Regions from separate parts of the Homo sapiens genome. Here region 1 is linked to region 2. The links are chromatin loops, found by intact Hi-C in ENCODE. Cell type or tissue: B cell. All regions are shown on one strand. Each heading gives the region's core, and the rest is flanking DNA. Links, peaks and the distances in the headings are about the cores only. Region 1 overlaps PLCH2 (phospholipase C eta 2). Region 2 overlaps TNFRSF14-AS1 (TNFRSF14 antisense RNA 1).

Region 1 (10,650 bases), core at 1,084-9,083, 53 kb before region 2:
CCACCAGCAGTCACCTCCACAGAGCGCTGTCACTGTGTCCCCGCCAGGGCCAGGGTGGGGGGCTGCAGAGATGGGAGGGTCCTGTGAGGTGTTGGGCTCGGGGGCGCCGATCTCCTCTCCTCTGGACACTGCTCTGGGGCCGCTGCTGTGAGGCAGGGAAGGCCGTTGCTTCCAGAGGGGCCATGCATGGGGAGATAATTGTGCAGCGTGCTCCTGGCCACGCGGCCAACCATTTTAGAAACTCCTGAGGCAGCAGCACTCTTCCTGCCTGGGATGTGCGGCACACGCCTCTGTGTGGCCCACGTGATGGCAAAGGCAGCTCCACGGTGCTCCTGGCTTTGTGCCCACTCCAACCTGGCACCAGGGGCGTCTGACACCCAAGTCCCAGACCCTGTCCTCAAGGATTCCAAGTTCATCAGGGGCACCCGGGGGGCTGCACTGGCAGGGAAGGGCGTCCAACCCAGCTCAGAGGCTGCCCTGAAGTCTGCCCCTGGCCCTGCCATCTCCTGAGGCACATGGTGGCCAGTGGTGGGACTCCAGACCCTGTGCCGCCTGCTGGCGCACTGACCTCCCAGGCCACAGGGCCAGAAGCCGCACAGGCTCTGCTGGGGGCCGCTGGGCAGACTCGTGCTGCTGGAGGAGTCGGGTGGGCCTGGGTTCCCGTCCTGCCTGTGGCTGCCTGCAGGCCCTGAGGTGAATCACACGCCTTCCCTGAGCCTGGGGTGGGCAGAGTGCTGTGACCCTGGGGGTTGTCATTGCCACTACTCGCAGGGCTCGGGACAGATGCCAACAGGCCGGCCTCTGGCTCCTGCAGGCATCCACCAATCGAAAGCGTGTAGAAAACACTGCTAAGAGGAAACTGGATTCCCTCATCAAAGAGTCGAAGATTCGGGACTGTGAGGACCCCAACAACTTCTCCGTCTCCACACTGTCCCCATCTGGAAAGCTCGGACGCAAGGTAGAGGCCAAAAAGGTGACACCCCTGATGCCGACAGGCCCCCCCGACAGCCAGCCTGTGGGCCAGCCAGGGCCCCCGAACGTATGCTCTGTGCGCACTCACACCTGTGCACACACAAATCTGCACACAAGCATACCTCTGTACACACCTCCGCACACACCTGCATGATCCATACCCACCTACCAGCGGGGTCTCAAAGCCCAGCCAGTCGTTGAGAGCTGCCCAGCTGGGGGGACATGATTGCCTTCCCTGCCCAGCGCCCCTGCCTAGAGCTGCCTGTGGCCACGTGGGGAAGTTTCCACATGGAGCGAATGGCCCTCAGGGGCTGTCATGGCAGACACAATGGAGTGTGTGTGGGGTGAGAGGTGACAGGCAGGGTGGGCCGGGTCCTGCGGTCACAGAGCCTCCTTGTAGACCTTGAAGGAACCAGGAGCTGTGGCCGGTGGATCCCGCAGTCCTGCTGTGGGTGGGACAGAGTGGGGAGCGTGGGTGGGCCCTACAGACCCTCCACAGGGTGACAGTGCTGGTGGGCGCCTGTGCTGGGGACACGGTCTCCTGGTGCACAGAGCCTCCTTGCAGACCTCGAAGGAGCCAGGAGCTGTGGCCGGCAGATCCCGCAGTCCTGCTGCGGGTGGGGCAGAGTGGGGAGCGTGGGTGGGCCCTACAGACCCTCCACAGGGTGACAGTGCTGGTGGGCGCCCATGCTGGGGACACGGTCTCCTGGTGCCTGGAGAGCCCTACCGTGCCCTGTGGCACCGGCTCGTTCTGCCTGTCCCTGCAGGGACCTTGCTCTTTTCCTAACCCTTGGGGAGGGTGGGAAGGTGACTTCTCCCTGGCCAAGTGAGGGTGCTGTGTCCCCTTCCAGGACCAGTATTTTTAGACTCAGGTGTTTGCGTTTCCGCCCACGGGCCTCGGAGCACTCGGCACAGCTGACACCGCAGGAGAGCTCGAGGAACATGCCCTGTGCAGGTGGCTCTTGCAGGGCCCGAGCTGAGAGGCGTTCCTTTATTTTTATCCCAAGGTGTCTAGGTGGGGGAGAGTGGCCATCTGTGGCTCTGCTGGGCAGCCAGCTGGGCCTGTGCAAAACCTGGAGATGCATCTGCGGGTCCAGGAGAGTGGTCCCCTGCAGACCTCAGGTCTGAGCGGCTGCTGGGGGTTCTGTGCTCAGGGAAGGCTTCCTGCAGGAGGAGGAGGGGCTCAGGCACAGCCACGAAGGTTGGGGGAGGAGCGGGAATCCCCCCTGATGAGATGCACTCCTTGCCTGGTGTGGACACACACCCCAGAAGGGTCTCAGAGTCTTTGGTACAGGCGAGGGGCGGAGCTGATCCCAAGGCCAGGCCGGGACGCGTTCAGCCCTGGAGCTCACGGAGGGCGTGGCCCAGGTAAAGGGGGTGTCTGTGCACTGGGGGTCGTGGGGATGGCAAATCCCACTGAGGGACACTTGTGCCTCTCTGTCCCCCTGGGGTAGCCGGTGTCCCCTCTGCCCATGAACCTTGAGGACGTGAGACCTCTACTCACGAGTCCCTGAGGCCCGGGGGCAGCAGGAATGGGTATCTTGGGGAGAGAAGCCGGTGGGTAAGGAGGGGCCCCACCCCCAGAAAGCTGAGCACAACCCGGTGAGTGCTTGTGCAGCCAACAGCCTTGCCCCGTGAGGACCCTTCCCTGAGCACCCCCTCGGGGCCCAGAACCCAGCCTCCCTGACAGAGGCAGGGCTGGGGGGCCTGCTGCTGGCTGAGACCCTCCACCACCATCCAGGCCCCCTCACCTGGGCCTTCTGCTGCCTGCAGCCCCTTGGAGCATAGTTGGGTCTTGCTGTCTCCTCTGTTTGGGAGTCCCAGGGGTGACAACGGGTCTGGCCGTGCAGTACGGGCTGTGTCTGGCCGTCCGTCTCCTGGGTCAGCGCGTGCCTCTCCTCGGTCATGCCTGGATTTACAGTCGCTCGTGGCTCTGGGTCACTGCAGCATTTTGGGGATGTTTAAGGAGCTGTGAAGTGTGGTGGCCCCGACCGGCTCCAGGCGCACTGTCAGTCTGGCTCCTAGCGCCTCTCCCGGCAGCCGTGGCACCAATAAATTCAGAGGAAACCGGGGCTGGCTTTTCTGGAGGTGGAGAGAGACGAGCATGTCTGAGAGCCATGTGGACCTGGACAACCTGGGAGCCTCCTGCTGCAGTGCACGTGGGGCCTCGGGCTCCAGCCAGTGCAGCCTGGTGACGGGAAGGCCCCTTGGCCACTCTGGGCCGTGGGGAGGGCCGTCCAATCCCATCCTGGCTCCCTATGAGGGTGAAGGAGGGGCAGGGCACACCTCTGGGCCGTGGTACCCAGAGCACAGGGAGGCTGGCGGGAGCTCCCCGGCCGCATCAACAGGACTGAGAGGCCCGTCTGGCATGGGGCCTGCGGACGCGACGTGCCCTGATTTCCAACGCGTCCAGCGAGGCAGTGTCCAGGCAGGCCCAGGTCCAGGCTGGGGAGAGCGGGCAGCAGTCGGAGCTGTTTGCTGTGGCGTGGCTGAGCGCCGAGTGTCTGTGGTCATGAGAGCTACAGTGGCCTCTTTGCAGCAGTGTGGGAGCATCCAGGGGTGTGGGAGGGTGTGTGTGCAGGGGCGTGCTGTGGGTGTTGCAGGGGTGTGTGCAGAGGGGTGGGCGTGTACAGGGGCATGGCCACGGGTGGGTGATGTGTCCGCTTCTGGCGGAAGCCCCCTCCTAACAGGGACCGCTGCTGCAGGCCCACGGCTTTGCTGTGTTTCAAAGAAAGTAGCCCCCACCCTTGGTGGGGGACAGGATGTGGTATGGGAGCCCCTCCTGAGCACAGCTGGGCCATGTTTTGGAGGTGTCTGTGGGAGGGGCTGCAGGGGTCAGGTGGTGGCACAGGCTCTGCTGGTTCCATTGGGAATGAGCTTTGGGGTGAATGAGCAGCTCGTGAGGCAGCCCTGGGTTCGGCGGGGGGCAGGCAGGGTAGCCCTGGATGTGTCTGCTACTTATACAGCGGTAGGAAGGCTCACAGTGGTTTCCTGGGGTTCCCCAGCTCAGAACCCGCCTCAGGGAGTGCCCACCTGGAGCCGTGTGTCTGATTAGGGATACCCGCGCACTGCGGGAACAGGTCAGGGCCGTGGAATGCTCGTAAAAGGGTTGCGCAAGCAGGCCTGGCCGAGCAGTATTCCAGGCACACAAACGCAGTTATTACGTAGTCACCACTGGTGGGAAAAAAGGATTCAGAACTTAACGAGTTTAAAACAACACATGAGAGACGCTGAGGCAGGTGTGAGCGAATGTTTCCACCGGGGCCTGACTTTCAGGCCGCTTCTCCTCGGCAGCTGCCTCTGCCCCAGGGTGGACTGGGAACGGCTGCCACGGGGGCTCCCCAACCTGTCCCCGCCCTGCCCTCCCCTCCCGTCTGCCTTACTCCAGACCTGGCTCAAGCCCACCTCTTCCAGGAAGGCCTTCTGGGACCACCAGGGGCTGTCCCGGCCTCCCTGCCTGGTTCAAGGCTAGACTCACCTTGTCCCTGTCTCTCCCCTGGACTCAGAGCAAGGCTGAAGAGGACGTGGAGTCTGGGGAGGATGCCGGGGCCAGCAGACGCAATGGCCGCCTCGTCGTGGGAAGCTTCTCCAGGCGCAAGGTCCGGCGCAGCTCCCAGGCCAGGGTCCCGGTCTGGGCCCAGTGTCCTCCCTGCTCCCAGTGCCCCGTGTCCTCCCTGCTCCCAGTGCCCCGTGTCCTCCCTGCTCCCAGTGCCCCAGTGGGCCCTGCCCCAGCCAGAGCAGATGGGGGTCTCCTCCAGTCCCCAGGGTTCCCAGCCTGGCTCACAGGATCCCCTCTGAGTCAGGCCGAGCTATCGGTTGCAGGTGCCAGGGACTGGGCCAGAAGCCTGGGCTCGGAGCTGGTGGGAACAGGTGCCTGGCTGGCTCACATCCCTTCTCTGGCCCACGCTGGCCCTCGCCCCAAGCTCAGGTGCCTTGTGGCTGCCCTGAGAGTCTGCCAGAGCCCAGATCGAGAGGGCACCGAGGAGGCTTTGGCAGGCCCAGCCAGGCGGGATGGACATGGGAGGCTGCGTGGGCCGCTGGGGACCCCGGAGGATAGGCCCTCCCCAACCCCCCAGCCTTCGCCAAGGCCTGGCCTGGGCCAGAGGCCCTACAGCTCACACCTCTGCCCCCCGCACAGAAGAAGGGCAGCAAGCTGAAGAAGGCGGCCAGCGTGGAGGAGGGAGATGAGGGTCAGGACTCCCCGGGAGGCCAGAGCCGAGGGTAGGTGCCCTGCCCCACGGGGAGGCCCCGCACACTCCTGGGAGCCTGGCCCAACCGGGCCCTTCTCTGCGGTGACCCCACCAGGACCATCCCTGAGCAGGGCAGGACCTACCCCCTTCTTGGCCCCTGGAAGCAGTGAAGTGGTAGGGAGTGTGGTGTGCAGGGCAGGCTGGTGGCTGTGGGCAGTGGGGGCAGGGGCGGCTGAGCAGGTGGCTGGAGGGCCCAGGTCCCCACAGCCCTGGATGCTGCCGGGCTGTCGGCTCTCGGTCCTCACCGCCTCCTCTTATGAGGCCCCCAGCCTCATGCCCTCCCCAGGGGGCAACAAATGCCTGCCATGAAGTGGCTCCCCCTCTTCCCGTCCAGTCAGGCTGAATTCAAGGCCCAGGCCCCCGTGTCGGAGGCCTTCCTCAGCACTGTCTGGGGTCTCTTTGAGGTCTCAAACCTACAGGCCCAGAAGGAACTCCCACCCCTCCCGGACCCTGGGCTCCCCCCGTGCCGCCCACTCCCTCCTATTGCCGTCTCCCCTCACTTCCATCCCCCAATGGTTCCTCCGTGCCCCTCGCCTGGGCACAGCCCCCTCCTGTCTCATCCCGTCCCACGTGCCAGCCGGGCTCTGCCCTTAGCACACATCTGATCCACGTGTGCCGCTGCCACCCGGCCGACACGGAGGCCCCCTTGGACCCTGGCCTCCTCTCCACATAGCGATTCTAGGCCAGACCCAGGCCCCGAGCCCAGCTCTCCCCTGCTCAGAACCTTCCAGAAGCCCCCACACCTGCCACGCTTGGCAGGCCACGTCATCCTCCACTGCACACAGTGCCTAGGGACTTTGCACCTGCTGGTAGCTCCCAGCCAGCCCACATCCTGCCCAGCACTCAGGTTTCCGCAGCCCGCGGCCCAGTCTGGCGTCCGTCTCTGATGGTTCGGGGCCTGCTGCGTGAATTAATGAGGCTGCCCGAGCCCTGGAGCCCGTCTCACGGAGCTGGGTGCCAGGCTGGCCCTGGACGGGAGGGGTTCTGACCCCCTGCACCTGCCACAGGGCGACCCGGCAGAAGAAGACCATGAAGCTGTCCCGGGCCCTCTCTGACCTGGTGAAGTACACCAAGTCCGTGGCCACCCACGACATAGAGATGGAGGGTGAGTGGCTCGGGGACCTGGGGCCACGGGCGGAGGCCTCCCTGTCCCCCATCCCTGCTATGCTGCTGGGCGCCGGGCGAGGTCGAGGACTGGCAGTCTGATGCCCGGTCACCGGCGCCACAGCGGCGTCCAGCTGGCAGGTGTCGTCCTTCAGCGAGACCAAGGCCCACCAGATTCTGCAGCAGAAGCCGGCGCAGTACCTACGCTTCAACCAGCAGCAGCTCTCCCGCATCTACCCCTCCTCCTACCGTGTGGACTCCAGCAACTACAACCCGCAGCCCTTCTGGAACGCCGGCTGCCAAATGGGTGGGTGCGGGCATGGTGCGCTGGGTGTGGTGGGGAGGGCTCGGCTCAGACGGTCCCTGAAGCCCAAGGGGCGAGCAGGGGACCCGCTGGGGCCTCGGTTCTGTCCTGGGCTCTATTGCCCTTGGAGCCTCCACACCTCTGTGGCATGCTGCCGACACCAGGCTGCCACTGACACCAGGCTAGCACTGGGGCAGGGTCCTTCAGGCCTTGTGGGGGATGTGGGAGCGATGGTGCAGGCCTGTCCACCTACTCCCAGGGATACCTGCCTGCGAGGCTGGCTGCGCCAGCTCCGGGGATGTCCCTCCAGGATGTGCTGGCCTCAGTCCTGCACAGGTGTGAACCTTGGAGTCCCATTCACATTGGGTGAACGAGGGGCAGACGGCAGATACGCGGCAGCTGTGCAGGGGAGGCTAGCGTGTGGTGGTGGGTGGGCGGGGCACACACCTGGAAGGTCAGGTGCTGACCAGGGCAGCCTTGTGTCACCCTCGCAGTTGCCCTGAACTACCAGTCAGAGGGGCGGATGCTGCAGCTGAACCGAGCCAAGTTCAGCGCCAACGGTGGCTGCGGCTACGTACTCAAGCCTGGGTGCATGTGCCAGGGTGAGGCACTCGGACACTCAGGGCTCGGACGCTCAGGGCTCGGATGGGCCTCCTGGGTGTCCCCAGAACAGAGATCGGAGCCCCACAGGCTAGCAAGGGGGTGGGGGCGGCTTTGGCAGAGTCCCCTGGAGGGTCAGGTTGGGACGAAGCTCCCAGGATGCTGGGGAGGTGGGTGGGGGAACCCTCCTTGCTAGCGTTGCAAAGAAGGGCCCAGCTCCGTCAGGAATCCAGGGATGGAGAACTGGGGAGCCTGGGCCCCACATGAGATTCATGGCAGGACTTGTCTGAGGGGCCCCAGTGCCAGCGACCCAGCCCCCTGTGCCTGGCCCCTCTGTGGGTCTCAGGACCTGGGTCTGGGCTGGGTGTTTGGAGGAACCTCCTCCCGGCTCTCAGACACCTCTGTTTTGTCTGCTGTGGATGACTTCCAGCTTGGTCCCCCTGTGGCCCTGGCAGGAGTATCACCATGGGAGAGGGCAGGACAGGGGCTGGGCGAGCAGGCCTCCCACTAGACCAGGCTACTCCTGCTGTGGACCAGCTACTTCCACCTCTGCCCTTGGCTTGCCCTCCTCAGAGTTCTCAGCCTGAGTGGGCCCTGGGGACACTGTCACCAGAGACCCCACCCCTCATACCCCCAGGGACCCAGACCCACCCCCAGAAGCCATGTGACCTCCTCGGCTCAGCTGTGGGAGGCATGGGCTCTGTCCCACATGCTGCGGTAGCCACAAAGGTGATCCATACTGGGCCAGGTGCACCCCGAGGTGCCCCCCTGGACCACTGCCTCCCTCCCTCCCCCTGGCACCGGCTCCAGTCTCCTATGTGGGGGCTGGGGAGGGGGCTGTTGGCAGCCATGCCCCAGCAAGCAGGGGGCTTGCTGAGGGCTGGGCCACTGACCACCTCCCCGGCATCCCCTCAGGCGTGTTCAACCCCAACTCGGAGGACCCCCTGCCCGGGCAGCTCAAGAAGCAGCTGGTGCTCCGGATCATCAGTGGCCAGCAGCTTCCCAAGCCGCGCGACTCCATGCTGGGGGACCGTGGGGAGGTGGGGGCCAGCCCCACACAGGCGGGAGGGGTGGGAGTTGGGGGCGGGCCGGGCATCGCGATGGGCCCTGATGCCACCCCCACTCCTGTGTCCCAGATCATCGACCCCTTTGTGGAGGTGGAGATCATTGGGCTCCCTGTGGACTGCAGCAGGGAGCAGACCCGCGTGGTGGACGACAACGGTGAGGCTGGGCCGTGGCTCCGTCACACCTGTGATGGAAGTCTGAGGGGGGAGGGTTGGGGCTACCTGGTGTGCCCGGGTGCCCTGCCCAGGCCTCCCTCAGTGACAGTCCTGGGCGCCCTCCCCTCTAGGTGGGCAGTCCCGGAAGCAGCACCGGGAGTGGCACTGGGAGTGGTGTGGGCCGGGGGCTCCAGGCTGGAGCGGTGCTGGGCCGGGCCCTCCCCATGGGACACTCCTCCTGGCGCTGCTTCCCCAGGGTTCAACCCCACCTGGGAGGAGACCCTGGTTTTCATGGTGCACATGCCGGAGATCGCGCTGGTCCGCTTCCTCGTCTGGGACCACGATCCCATCGGGCGTGACTTCATTGGCCAGAGGACGCTGGCCTTCAGCAGCATGATGCCAGGTGGGCAGGAGTGGACACGGTGCCCCCCACACTGGCCGAGGGCCCCAGGGCAGGGCAGGTACTCTTTCCCCTGTGAGTCAGTGCCTGTGTAGGTGGGCCTGCACCTGGCACCAAAGAGACAGGAGCTGAGGACGGGAGGAGAGCCAGCCTGGGGATCTGCGGGTCAGGCAGGGGCATGGCCTGTGGGGGAGGGGCCACCCCCAGGAAGAGGTCCCTGCAGGCTGGTGCAATGCCAATGGGCTTCCTGGAGGAGGTGGGGTAGTGCTGGGCCCACAGGAGGCAGAGGCCCCAGGCCTGGGCTTGTTGGGTGTATCTGGGGTCTTGGGACCTTTAAGTAGAATGGGGGGCAGAGCAGGTGGGGGCCCTGGGAGGCTGTGACCTCATGACCCTGCTGACCCACACTGCTCCAGGCTACAGACACGTGTACCTAGAAGGGATGGAAGAGGCCTCCATCTTCGTGCATGTGGCTGTCAGTGACATCAGCGGTAAGGTGAGTGTCACCCCCTGCCACCAGCCATCATGGGGAGGGGCCACACCAGCCCCTTGTCCCATGCCCCCCCATGTGTCCCCAGTGCTGGGTCCTGAACTCAGGCAGTGAGGCCTAGGGTCCCCTCCCCGGGCCTCTGCTCCTCTATCTCAAGAGGGGCTGCTGTGGGGGCCTGGCTCCTGAGCCACCAGTGCCCACCTCTGATCTCAGGGCTGGCTTTGGGCATCTCGGGCAGGACAGGTCCTGAGTGCTCCGGGCCTTGCCCCGCCCTGTGTCACCCATGCCTGTCTCAGACTCTTGGGGGCCTTGCAGCCTCCACCCCTACAGTGCTGCCATCTGGCTTCTCAGCAGGGACCGAGTGATGCCCCTCTCCCCTCTACTACCCCCCACCCCTCTACTTCCTGGTGTCACGTGGAAGGCAGCTGCCCGGGTTTGCCTGTGACTCCACACCCAGCATGTCTGTCCCCTGCCCCAGGTCAGGGTGGGGCCTCGGCTTCCGCAGGAAGTGGTCTTGGTGCCAGCCCTGCTGCCCTGGCTTTGAGCTGGGGCCCAGTGCCCTCTGGGTCCTGCTGGCTGCAGCTGGCCCTCGGGGAACCCGCACACACAGCAGGAGGGGCCTGCCCAGGCCCAGTGCTGACTCTCTCCTGCCATGCTCTCGGGCCCAGAGGTGCCATCCAGCCCCTGCCGTCTATCCACCCATCTGTTCCTCGTCCCCCAGGCTGCAGGGCTCCCCACGCCACTGCTGTGGCCGCCTCACCTGCTCCCCCTGTCTCTTTGGTCTTGCAGTCGGCTTCTCTATGGCCACAGCCTACTTTTAGAAGTGCAGCTCTGTTAGGAGCCTTGAAGGTACCCGGTGCGCGGGACAGTGCGGCCCGCCGCCCCTGCATGCCCAGGCCGCACCCCATTAGCATCCATGATTCCTGGTAGCATTTGGAGACTGTCGCTCATGTGACGTGGATCATGACATGGCTCCGGGGGCCCTGGCCATCCCCAGCCATAGTGGCATTTACGAGGCAGATCCAGGGTTCAGCTGGGTGGCCGCCTTCTCACTGGCCTCTCCTCCCCTCCCCTCCCTCAGTCCTCCCTCCCCTCCCTCAGTCCTCCCTCCCCTCCCTCAGTCCTCCCTCCCCTCCCTCAGTCCTCCCTCCCCTCCCTCAGCCCCTTCCCTGGCGGGCAGCCCGCTGGAGCCCCCACTGTGCCCCTCCTATCCCCCTCCTTCTCTCTCCTGCCCCCATCTCGGACCCTCAGGCTGTTGGTTCTGAGTTCGCCTCCCACTCCCTCCCTGTCCTTGCCAACCATGCCAGTGCATG
Region 2 (10,650 bases), core at 1,379-9,378:
TCCCCCGCCCTGGAGCCACCCTCAGCAGAGTGGCAGCCACCCTCAGCCCTCCCTCGCCTGTGGCTCCTGCGTGAGGTGGGGGAGGGGGAGCCCGGCACTGCTTGCCTGTGTCAGGGCTCGGGGCTGGCACCGAGGCTGTGTGCTGCCCCAGGCACCCGCCTACCTCCCCTGCCTGGAGGGGCATTTGGGCTGGAGCCCGCTCCGGGTGGGTTCCCACATCCACCCCCCTCTGCGGACATTCATCCTGCACAAAAGGCGCGTGCGCGGCAACAAACTCATTCGCCACGGGCTGCCTGGGCTTTGTGTGCTGAGCTCCGGCCTCAGAGGCCATCTGGGGAGCAGTCGTCCCAGCGGGCGGCAGGGCCCCCTCCAGGCTGCCTTTGAGGCCTGGGAAGCAGCCGAGGCTCCCTGAGCAACCGCGCTGGAAACCGCACACATCTGGCCTGTCCAGTGCCTTCCAGTTCCCGCAGCCTCCTGGCTGTCCCCTGCACGCTCTGGCCCTGGCATGGCACTAGGTGCCAGGAGGGGACCAAGGCAGGCGCCTGCCTCCCTGCCCTACCCCTGATGCAGGCTGTGTGCACACGGCCCAGTGGGGAGGGCTGTGGGCACGGGGTTCAAATCTGGGGAGTACCCCTCAGTAGGTGGGCCCTCTGGGGCTCAGCTTCCTCATCTGTGCAATGCAGCTGATAACGCTCCCACCCAAGGCCTGTGCTGAGGACGGAGAGTGGATGAGCGCCAGGCATGTGCAGTGGCCTCGGCACGCAGACCCCTGCCCCAGGCACTGCCCGGCTCTGCTTCTTCTCGCCTTCATTCGGTTTCCTGGGTGGGCGACCCCTGCCCGTGTTCCAGGCTTCCTGGAAACTGGCTGGGGGTCAGGGAAAGGCCAGCTGGCCGCAGGCAGCTCTGCTTAGAGCTGGGCCCACCCCTGCTCGGTGTGGGTGCGGCAGCTGTGGTCCTGCCCCACTCTCAGGACTCTGAGCAGCTTCTGCCTGGCCTGTATGCAGTAGGTGCTGAGTAAGTGAGCACTTGCCTCGAGGCCCTCAGCCCTGAGCACCTCCAAGTGTGATCTCAGCCCTGGATCTGGCTTGGGTCTGCCCAGCTGTGGGCGCAGCCACGTGGCCTGGGGTCGAGGGGGGGTTACTAGCAACCCCCAGCAAGCTCCTCTGCTGAGCACGCCCTTCCCCAGAGGGCTAGAGGCCAGGACAACAGTGAGCCGGGGCTCCAGGACAGCCTGCCTGGCGTGGCGGGCATTTCTGAGTCTGGGCGGTTGGATGCGGTAGGGGGCATGGAGTGGGGTGTCCGAGGGGTCTTTCCACTCAGGAGACCCTTCCTGGCCAAGCGACTTCTGGGGCCACAGCTCAGCAGACAGGGCCTCTGCAGAGGCGTCCCTGCCCCCAAGCATGCTGGGGGCGTCCTTGAGAGGGTGTCCTGCAGACCCAGAGATAATCCGGGCTTTGAGAGGCTGTGAGAGGCTGGCCCGAGGACTTTCCCACAGCCCCACAGAAAGGGCCGGCAGCCAGCTGCTCACCCACAAAAGGCTCCCGGCCATTCATGGCCTCAGGCAGGCGGGGCTGTCGGAGCGGCAGCCACAGCCTACCTGGCCACCCCCAGCAGGACTTTCGTGACAGGGAGGCACCTCCCTTCTGGCCATGGGGGCAGGAGGTCTCCAGGGCATAGGGGTAGTCTTGTGCAGCCACCCAGGCCAGCTGCTACCCCCTCTCTTTTGGCCCGAGACTGGCACCCTTCCTGGGCCTGTCATTTATCATGGGTGCCTGGGTAAAGGATGGCTCAGGAGGACCCTGCAGGCACCCACTACCATGCCTGGCGCCGTGCCTCCACCGTCACACTACCCATTGCTCGCCCCCACACGCTGGCCATGAGTCCCCAGGGCTGGCACCTTCCTTGCTTCCAAGTCTGGCCTGCACGGCTCTCACACCCTTTGCAACCATCTTCTTGCCCACCCAGCAGCCCACCCTGTCAGTGTAGGGGGCAGGAGAGGGACCTGGTGGGGCAGTGAGCTGGGTAAGGCCTCCTCCCTGGACCTCAGTCTCCTTGTCTGAGGTGTGGGACAGCACTGCTGCCTCCCAAGGCTGATGGAAGGACCCCCAAGGGCGGCTGGTTAACAAATACCAGGTTTGGAGAAGCTGGGGTGTGGGGCTGCTGCCTGGAATTAACTGCCCAGAGCACCTCCAAGGATGACCTTTTAATATGAGAGCCAGCCCAGGGGAGGGAAGGGTCGGGGGCTTCCTGGGGGAGGTGGCCGCTGGCCTGGATTATCAGGAAGTGCAGGAGGAGGGTGGGGGCTTCCTGGAGCAGTGGCCCTGGCCCCCCTGTGCAGTAGCTGCGGCTCAGCCCCTTCCCTGGCCTGTCTCCCTGTTGCTTCCACAGCTGGAGCTGCCTCTGCGGCCCCTGTCCTCACCCCTGAGGAGGCCAGGCCCGGGCAGGTGCCTGGGCTGGGGCTGCTCCTGGCCAGGCTGGAAGACTGTCAGATGGAGGACAGGTCAGGTGGTCGGAAAGCTGGGGACAGGGAGGGAGCAGGTTTGACGGAGGGACGTATGGGCAGGCTCCTCCTCCCGGTCAGGTCCCACGTGACCCCCCAGCCACGCCTACCCACATCGCCCTGCTGGAGGCCGGGGGCGGGGGGAGCGGGGAGTGGGGGGTGTGGGGGGTGAGGGGGGTGGGGGTGGGGGTGGCCCGGCCCGGAGCTAGGGGGCGGGGCCGTGCTTCTTCTGGCCCTGGCCTCCAATTGGCTGCCGGGCGTGGGAAAGCGTGCACCACTGCCTGGCGCCCATAAAGACGCCTCCACCACCTGCGCCGCCGCCGCCTCCCGGCCGCCCTCCGCCCCGCGCGCTCGTTGAGGCCGGTGCTCCAGAGTGAAGAGCGTGGCGGTGCGGCGGTAGCGCAGGGCCCTCCTGCGGGGCCAGGCAGGGGCGGGTGGGCGCTCCTTGCCACCTTTCTGCTCTCCCTGCTGTCCGAGAAGTTCGTGCGGTGCCAGCCCAGCTCCCAGCTGGGGACAGAACAGGAAACGTCCCCGGCGAGCCTGGCGGGGGTGGCGGCAGGGGTGTCTGTCGCCTGCGCTGGGCAGGACGCGCGTCCTACCGGCCTCCCACTCCGCGGGCCTCACCAGCCACCTCATTCCCGGAGCCCGGGCCGCCGAGAGCGCCGCGGATGGACCTCAGGGAAGGCCTGGCGCGCCGCCTCCGGGAAGCCTTCCGGCCTTCTCCCTCCACCGAGTACTGGGGAGTCTCAGGCCACGGTGAATGAAGAGCAACGGGCCGGAGAGACCTCGGCCTCTGCCCAGGAGCAGCGCCCAGCAACCCCGCCCACAGGGGACCCGGTGGACGCCCTGGTGGCCACTTTGCCAGGCTCCCCATCTCCCAGCGAACCAGAGAGGATTTCCGTTCCCCTCCTGCTTGGTGCCTAGCGCCAGGGCGGGGCGTGGGCTGAGCAGCCCCTCCCATGGAGGGAGCGGCCAGTCTACATATTGGAGGTGGGGCTCTGGGGAAAGGGTGTTGTTAGGAAGGCGGTTTGAGGCAGCGGGAGGTGGGGATGCGCCCGGCGGGGAGGGGCAGGTGTGTGGGGAGGGCCTGGGGAGCGCCTCCCCAGCCGGGCAGCGCTTCCCCAGCCAGGCCCCGCAGCTGGACCCCGGCTCCGTCCAGCCTGGGAAAGGACTCCACGGTTTATGCTGAAGTGGTGGTGGGGTGGGTGAACGCTGCGCAATGGAAGGGCATGGCCCTGTGCTAATTGCCCCGGGGTGTGGGGCTGTGGAGGCACTGCGGGGGGGATGTGCTGTGTCAGTTGGGCAATGGCGGCCAACTGTGGCGTGCAGGCCTTGGAGCTGCCCCTCCATGGAGCTTTAATAAAGGCACTAGCCCTGCAATTTCTGCCTGAGTTTCTGGCCCACAGCTTGGCCGACTGCAGCCCCTGAGATTGGAGGCTTCTGCTCAAGACGTGGGCAGGGAGCTCGGGGCTCCCTGGGCTGGGGCCCTGCCCCGCTGGCCTCTACCCTGGCCCCTGCTGGAAAGCCCGTCAGGGCTGCTCTGAGCTGGGGACAGCTCCTCCCTGCCCACAGCAATCTGGGGGAGCCCCGGTTTGTCCAGTGCCCCTGTGAGCCCTGCTGTGTACCAGCCACCTGTGGGAGTGTCCGCCAGTCACCTCCCAATAGCTCGGGAGGCAGAGCGACATGACTCCATTTTAGAGATGAGCAAACGGGGCTCCTGCACTCTGGGACCATGACAGAGACACAGGAAGTGAGAGTGGGCTGAGGCCCTGCAGCAGTGGGGGCCGGCCTTGGACCGTGATCCAACCCGACCATGGCTGCCCAACCCCCACGGGCTCACCTGGCCCCTCATCGAACCATGTATTACCCGAATAATTTATTCTAGTGTCTGGGCCCAGCCCCGTGTCCCTCACTGACAACCAGACCATGGAGGGCAGCCCTTGTGTTTTCCCAGGGGGAGGGGAGGGAGGAGGGGGTGGATTCTTAAAGGGCTGCAGTGAGTGTGGCCCCAAATGCACACCCAGGGTTAGGCACGCAGGTGATGGCACAGGGAGCCCAGGTTCTAGGAAGTGGCACCTGCGGCCGGGGAGGCAGGGCCTGGATTTTGCTGCCCCCTGGTGGCTAGCGGCCTGTCCAGGCAAAAGGCTTGGACCTGCAGCCCCTGTGGCTCAGAGGAAGAGACAGAGGAAGAGACAGACAGAGGTCTGAGGTCTCCCATCAGAAGTCTCAGCTCCCAAGGCAAATTCAGAGGTGGAGGGTCCCTTGGCCCTGTCCCAGCTCTGGCAGGGCGGCCCCCCACGTCCTGGCCTGCTGCCAGGGGTCGCGCCCACAGCCCTGCACCGAGCAGGGAAGGCCCAGGCCTGGGTGGGTCTTTCCGCAGGATCCTGGGATGTTGCTTAGGGGAAGCCGAGACCAGACGGGCAGTCACCTGTCTGGGAAAGCACCAGGCCCTGGCCGGGTGCGATGGATCACGCCTGTCATCCCAGCAGTGTGGGAGGCCGAGGCGGGAAGATCACGAGGTCAGGAGATCGAGACCATCCTGGCTAACACGGTGAAACCCCATCTCTACTAAAAATACAAAAAATCAGCCTTGCATGGCGACGGGCGCCTGTAGTCCCAGCTACTCCGGAGGCTGAGGCAGGAGAATGGCGTGAACCCAGGAGGCGGAGCTTGCAGTGAGCCAAGATCGCGCTGTTGCACTCCGGCCTGGGTGACAGAGCCAGACTCAAAAAAAAAAAAACAAAACACAAAAAACAAAAAGGAAAGCACTAGGCCCTGCGGAAGTCCCCATGGTGACATTCACGTCCTGGCCACGTGGGCGGGTGTAGGGGAGGGACCGCAGGGAGGCGGAAGTCCTTGTTTTTTCCTGCAGTCGGCCCAGGCAGGACCTGAGCAGCCTGAAGCCATGAGTCGCTGCCACTGCTCTTTCTGTGCCTGGTGCAGCCCCAGCTCATGGGGTCTGGGCCGCCTCTGATCCCATGCCCCCCACTTCACACTTGGGGTTCTGGCTTCCCCGCTGTGAGCCTGTCTCTCCTCCGTGGGACAGGCCAGCCTGGGCAGCCATCCCTGTACCCACTGCCCAGCATATAGTGGGTGCCTCATAAATGTGGGCTGAACAGAGCCTGCCCCTGGGGCCCCACCCTCACTGCCAGGCATACAGCAGGTGCCTCATAAATGTGGGCTGAACAGATCCTGCCCATGGGCCCCCCGACTTCCAGACATAAAGTAGGTGCTACATAAATGCAGGCCAAACAGAATCTACCCTGGGGGCCTCCACTTCCCTTTGATGGGGGCAGAGACCCTCTGCCGGGCAGCGGCCACCCAGTGCCTGGGACAGGTGCCCCCTTCTCCCACCCTGGCCTATCTTGGGGCATCTGAGGGAGGACAGGGCTGTGCCCCCCACTTCATCCTCGAGGGTCTGGCTTCCCCACCTGTGAGCTTGTCTCTCCTCCGTGGGAGGAGCAGCACCGTCGTTTTCACTTTCCGTGATGACCACTGAGTGAGAGAAGATGACGGCAGCTCCTGCGTTTAAAAAGGAACCATCCGCGTAACTGCCGCAGGCAGGGCCCGTGCTCGGGCAGTGAGGCCTCGGCCCTGAGAAGGCCCGGACCCCACAGGCCTGGCCCTGGCTGAGAGGGAGTTGGAGTCCCCCGCCTGGGGCAGCCCCTCTGCACCTGGGGTGGTGGAGCAGGAGCTTGGCTGCAGGCGGGGCTTTCCTCCCAGCTCTGGGAGCCGCTTCGCTGCAAACGCTGTGACTGCAACCTCCGCCACCCAGGTTCAAGCGATTCTCCCGCCTCAGCCTCCCGAGTAGCTGGGATTACAAGGCACCTGACACCATGCCCAGTTAATTTTTGTATTCTTCCTAGAGACGGGGTTTCACCATGTTACTCAGGATGGTCTCAAACTCCTGATCTCAGATGATCCGCACGCCTCCACCTCCCAAAGTGCTGGGATTACAGGCGTGAGCCACCATGCTCGGCCTAGGTGACTTTTCATGGGGAGATAACACACAGGCATGGTGAGCAGCGTGGCAGAGGACCTGTGTGCAGGGCCCTGTCTCCCGCCGGGGAATCCTTCATCTGGGAAATCTCCGCTGCGGGACAGGGATGCTGTGTCGTCAGGACGCAGCGTCTCTCCAGGGCACCCGGGCCTCCTCTGAGCCTCTTTGCGCTCTTTGGCTGCGTGCTTTCTTTCCTGTGGCAAAAGGTACATGACGTTTTATTGACCATTTCAGCCATTGGCAAGTGTGCAAATCAGTGGCTTTAGTCCATTCGCAATGCAGCTGGACCCCACCCTTTCCTGATTCCCGCAGGCCAGGGCTGAGGGCGGGGAGGGGCCTGTGCAGCAGCCTGAGACCGGCTGTCCAATGGCAGAGCTTCCTTCTGGGAAAGCCATGGGTCCCCTGGGGCCCCATGCTGGAACCCCAGCAATGGTGGTTCACGTGTCTCTCCATCTCACTTCCCGTGCAAAAGCGACACAGGCGGGTACAAACCCAAACAGTGCAGACATGGAGGAGACAGAAGGTGAAAATGGTTTCTGAGCCCCTCCAGCCGCCCTCTGGGGACACCAGCCTGGCGTTCTTCAGACACAAGCACTCCCTGCAGCCAGGAAGAGGAGGAGGCAGCCGGGTCTTGGGCGCAGAGGGACCACCCTGTGAGGACATAGGGAGCAGGTACCATCTGCAGGCCCAGGAGGGAACCAACCCCACCTGCCCCTGCATCTTGGACTTCCAGCCCCCAGAACCATGACACCATTGTGTTTCCATTTCTTGAGCCCCCAAGTCTGTGGCCCTTTGCTTTGTTTTGACACCCCAGCAACATGAGCCCCTTCCCAACCCCTCCCCAGCCCTGGCCCCATCATCCTTGACCTCTCTCTCCCTGCAGGTTAGATCTGCCTGTCCCAGAATTTCACCTGAATCACAAAGCGTGGCGCCTCGGGGCCTGGCTCCCTTCACGTGGCCTGATGTCTGCATATTCATCCGCCGTGCAGTGTGTGTCCACGGTTCATTTTGTGTTGCCACGGAGCATCTCATTGTGTGGCCCTAGCCCAGTGTGTTAATCCGTTCACCTGCTGGTGGGTGTTGCAGTGGTTTCCAGCTCTTGGTTATCACCGAGAAAGTGACTGTGAACTTCCGCACACACGTTTTGCTGAGGACAACTCCTTCCATTTCACTTGGTTATTAGGAGTGGAGTTGCTGGGTCCTAGGGAAGGTGTGTGTTTCTCTCTAAAAGAATTTGCCAAACCGATGTCCAAAGCTGTACCATTTCAGGCTCCTGCCTGAAATCATGCTGTGATTGTCATTTCAGGGTCCACGTCTGACAAGTCCACCGTGGCTGCCCTTCTGGGCCTGTTGCTGCTGACTCACGTTCCCACGGCCACCTTTCCCTGCGTCTGGACGTAGTAGCAATTTCTCGTTGGATGTGGACATTGTGCTGTGACCGCTTTGATCACCTGGCATTTTTGTTGGGTTGTTTTTGGCCTTCCTTTAAAGGACGCTGCGCTGTGTTCTGCGTGGAGTTCAGCTCCTTGCTCTTCACTTTGGTCTTCGTGTGGCTGGTTCTGAAGCCTCTCAGAGCAGGTCCAGCCCAGCCTTTCCTGCAGGAAGAGTCCAGCCCCACTCCCAGGACGGGCCCTGCTGGGTGGCTGCCAACAGCCCAGGATCCTCCAGGACTCTCCCCCTGGCGGTTGGAACTCCTGTCTCCCACCTGTGAGTCCCAGGGGCCGGGGGTCCACAGCCCCCTAGGGTCCCATCCATGCTGAAGAGTCCACCTTCCACATCCATGGCGCCTGACTCCGGAGGCCTCAGAGGCCCTCAGGCAGCCTTCTGGAGCTTTCTGTCTGTGCAGTTCCCTCCCTTCTGGAGCTCTGCCTGCCAGGTCCCTCTGCGGATGTCTCCCTGAGCACTGACCTCCTTCTCCTCAGCCCGCCAGGACTGCTGGACCTGCCTGGATGCCCGCCCCTGCTCGGCCATCCTCAATGGGCCTCCACCCCAGGGCTGGGGTGACCCGGGCTGAAAACAGTTCATCCTGAGTTTCAGTCTCGAGCTTTCGTGGCAGGAGGGAAACTGCTGGCTGTGTTACTCCACGGCGGCTGGAACGGACGGGACCAGCTCCCTTCAGAGGGGCACTTCGGTTGGTTCTAGAATTCTCCTTTGCTATGAAGGCTGCCGGGCACATTCCACACCAGCCACCCTCCACCTCGCATGTGCGTTTATCGATGAAACGCCACAGTGGGACCTCCTGGATCAAATAGTGCAATGATGTAAACGCTTAGTATTGTCCTGGAACCTGCCTCCGAAAAGGCCGTGCGCTCCCGCCTGGGATCCTGCTGCTCCTCCGCCGGCCGCCCCGCACACGCTCCGCTGCCTCTCTGGGCTGGCTCAGCCGTTGCATGTTCCTGCGTGTGCACTGAGACGTCCACCCTGGCACGCTTCTTCCCCTCGGCACGTGGTCCCCACGCTGTGCCTGCCCAGCTCGGAGCCCAGAGGCCCCCGCAGCTCCCCACAACTTCATGGTGCAGTGACCTGAGGCCTCCCCTGGCTCAGTCCCTTTCCCAGGGTCAGGGGTCCATGTATTGAACCAGGACGGGAGGTGCCTTCCCCCTGAGCTCTGTCCCTGCTGAACCTGGAAGGCAGCGCCCGGTGGCGGCTCAGACCCCCAGAGCCTCTTCTGAGGTCCGACACTCCTCTGCTCCCCCCAGGGAGACCCCCTGGCCTGGCCCCCAGCTCTCGGTGCCTCGGTTTCCTCACCTGGAAGGTGGGGATGTTGAAGGTGCCTGGCCTGTGGCTGTGCACTAAGCTAGGGTGACTGTGAGCTTCCAGAGCTCGAATGTCTGGAAGGAAGGGCGCGAGCTGGGTGCGTGTGAGTGTCCTGATCATGGACACAGAGCGTGGGGCCCCTTGGAGGGCTGGAACCCAGGTGGGGGATGCCTGGGTGGTGGGACAGAGTGGGGCTGGAGGAGAGGGTCTGAGGAATGTTCCGGCCACAGACACCCCAAGCCCACGGGAGGTCAGGAGTTGGTCACAAGGAAGGTGAGGTGGGGAACAGAGCTGGGGCCCAGGGTCCTGATTTGGGGTGAGAGGTGACGCCATCCCCGAGTCAGAAAGACGGCCAGGGGAGGGGAGGAGGTGGGGAAAGCAGACAGACGGGGAGGCGGGGGGAGCCCAGGGCCAGGAGTGTCAGGGGCAGGCACTTGAGACAGAGGCACCCTGAGGTTTCCCAGCAGGCAATTGATACCCTGGCCTGCAGCGTGGAGGAACCGGGGCTGGGCTGGAGGCCTGGGGACGCCTGGGGCTGCCCCAATTCCCAGCAGACACCTCACCCTCTGGGAAGCCCCAGCTGCCCCAGATCCCTCCCACAATGCTCTGACCACCCCCAACCCCCAAGTCCTCTCCCTTCTGTCCCCAAGCCCGAGGCCTTGGAGCTGCCCCCGCCCTGGGCCATGAGAGCTGGACACAGAGCCCTCCAAGTTCCACGGGCCTCCTGCACCGCCGCCTGCTCCGCCCTCCTGCCCTCCCCCTCGGCCTCCCCTGTGAGGGCTGCCCACCTAGGTGACCCCGGAGCCGCCTCCTCACGCCTCCATCTGCTCTGCACACCGTCCACTAGCCTGACAGCTGCCCAAAGCCTCCAGAGCACAGAACGGGCCTGGTGTCTGCGCCTCCGTCTCGGGGTGGGCCACGGCCGGTTCTGTGTCCCGTCCCCTCCCCGCTCACCAGCGGTGGACCCCAGCTTCCCTCTGCAGCAGCACTCAACTCACACACTTTCTCAGAGACGCGCAGCCCACCTCGCCCCCGCAGTTTCCTCTTCATCCCTCAGAGCCCCCCATGGCCTGGGCAGTCCATCCTGAGTGTCCGCACCACACGACTGTAGACGTTTGGCTTCTGGACTCAAATCCTTCACCAGATCGTGACCAGGATGGCAATGACCAGGCCTCGGCCTCAGCCCCCTGCCTGGCCTGCACTGGCACAGCATTGGGTCTGGGGAGTCCCCGCGACAGGAGGCGTGGGGCTCGGGGTGCTCACCTGCCTCCCTCTCCCTGCTGGTAATGGTGGGCCCCGGGATGGGGGCAGTGATATCCTGCGGGCAGCCGTGTCAATGCAGATGGCTGGGTGCTGGGTAGGGCCCCGTCTCCCGCCTCCTTGGGCTGCCTCA

Evidence for each region. Peaks named below come from ENCODE experiments on the same cell type or tissue, not always from the same donor. Only the 100,000 strongest peaks of a DNase experiment are listed, where the experiment ranks them.
Region 1: it touches region 2 in a loop (3-fold over the local background); 5 of 110 quality-filtered maps call a loop at or near these places.

The regions. Positions count from the first base shown.
Region 1 is chr1:2,490,378-2,501,027 of GRCh38, forward strand. It overlaps PLCH2 (phospholipase C eta 2), which reads left to right. Exons shown (of 22, transcript NM_014638.4): 11 at 815-958; 12 at 4,479-4,571; 13 at 5,111-5,193; 14 at 6,230-6,327; 15 at 6,451-6,633; 16 at 7,125-7,232; 17 at 8,146-8,270; 18 at 8,367-8,451; 19 at 8,707-8,853; 20 at 9,264-9,343. Among named protein-coding and RNA genes, the nearest start is that of PLCH2, 19 kb to the left of the region's middle. RefSeq lists enhancers at 1,605-2,166, 8,695-9,894. In B cell, for the core only: no CTCF peak of the experiment used is centred there; DNase peaks (open chromatin) are centred at 3,934, 5,424, 6,054, 6,974 and 5 weaker places; H3K4me3 peaks cover 774 bases; H3K27ac peaks cover 734 bases.
Region 2 is chr1:2,543,581-2,554,230 of GRCh38, forward strand. It overlaps TNFRSF14-AS1 (TNFRSF14 antisense RNA 1), which reads right to left. Exons shown (of 7, transcript NR_037844.2): 3 at 10,521-10,650; 4 at 10,046-10,234; 5 at 7,412-9,123; 6 at 6,993-7,151; 7 at 6,340-6,694. Among named protein-coding and RNA genes, the nearest start is that of TNFRSF14, 7.5 kb to the right of the region's middle. RefSeq lists enhancers at 1-263, 1,135-2,005, 4,618-5,487, 6,704-7,903. In B cell, for the core only: CTCF peaks have their summits at 4,628 (motif pointing left) and 4,827; DNase peaks (open chromatin) are centred at 2,721, 3,471, 4,601, 5,311 and 4 weaker places; H3K4me3 peaks cover 3,148 bases; H3K27ac peaks cover 5,887 bases.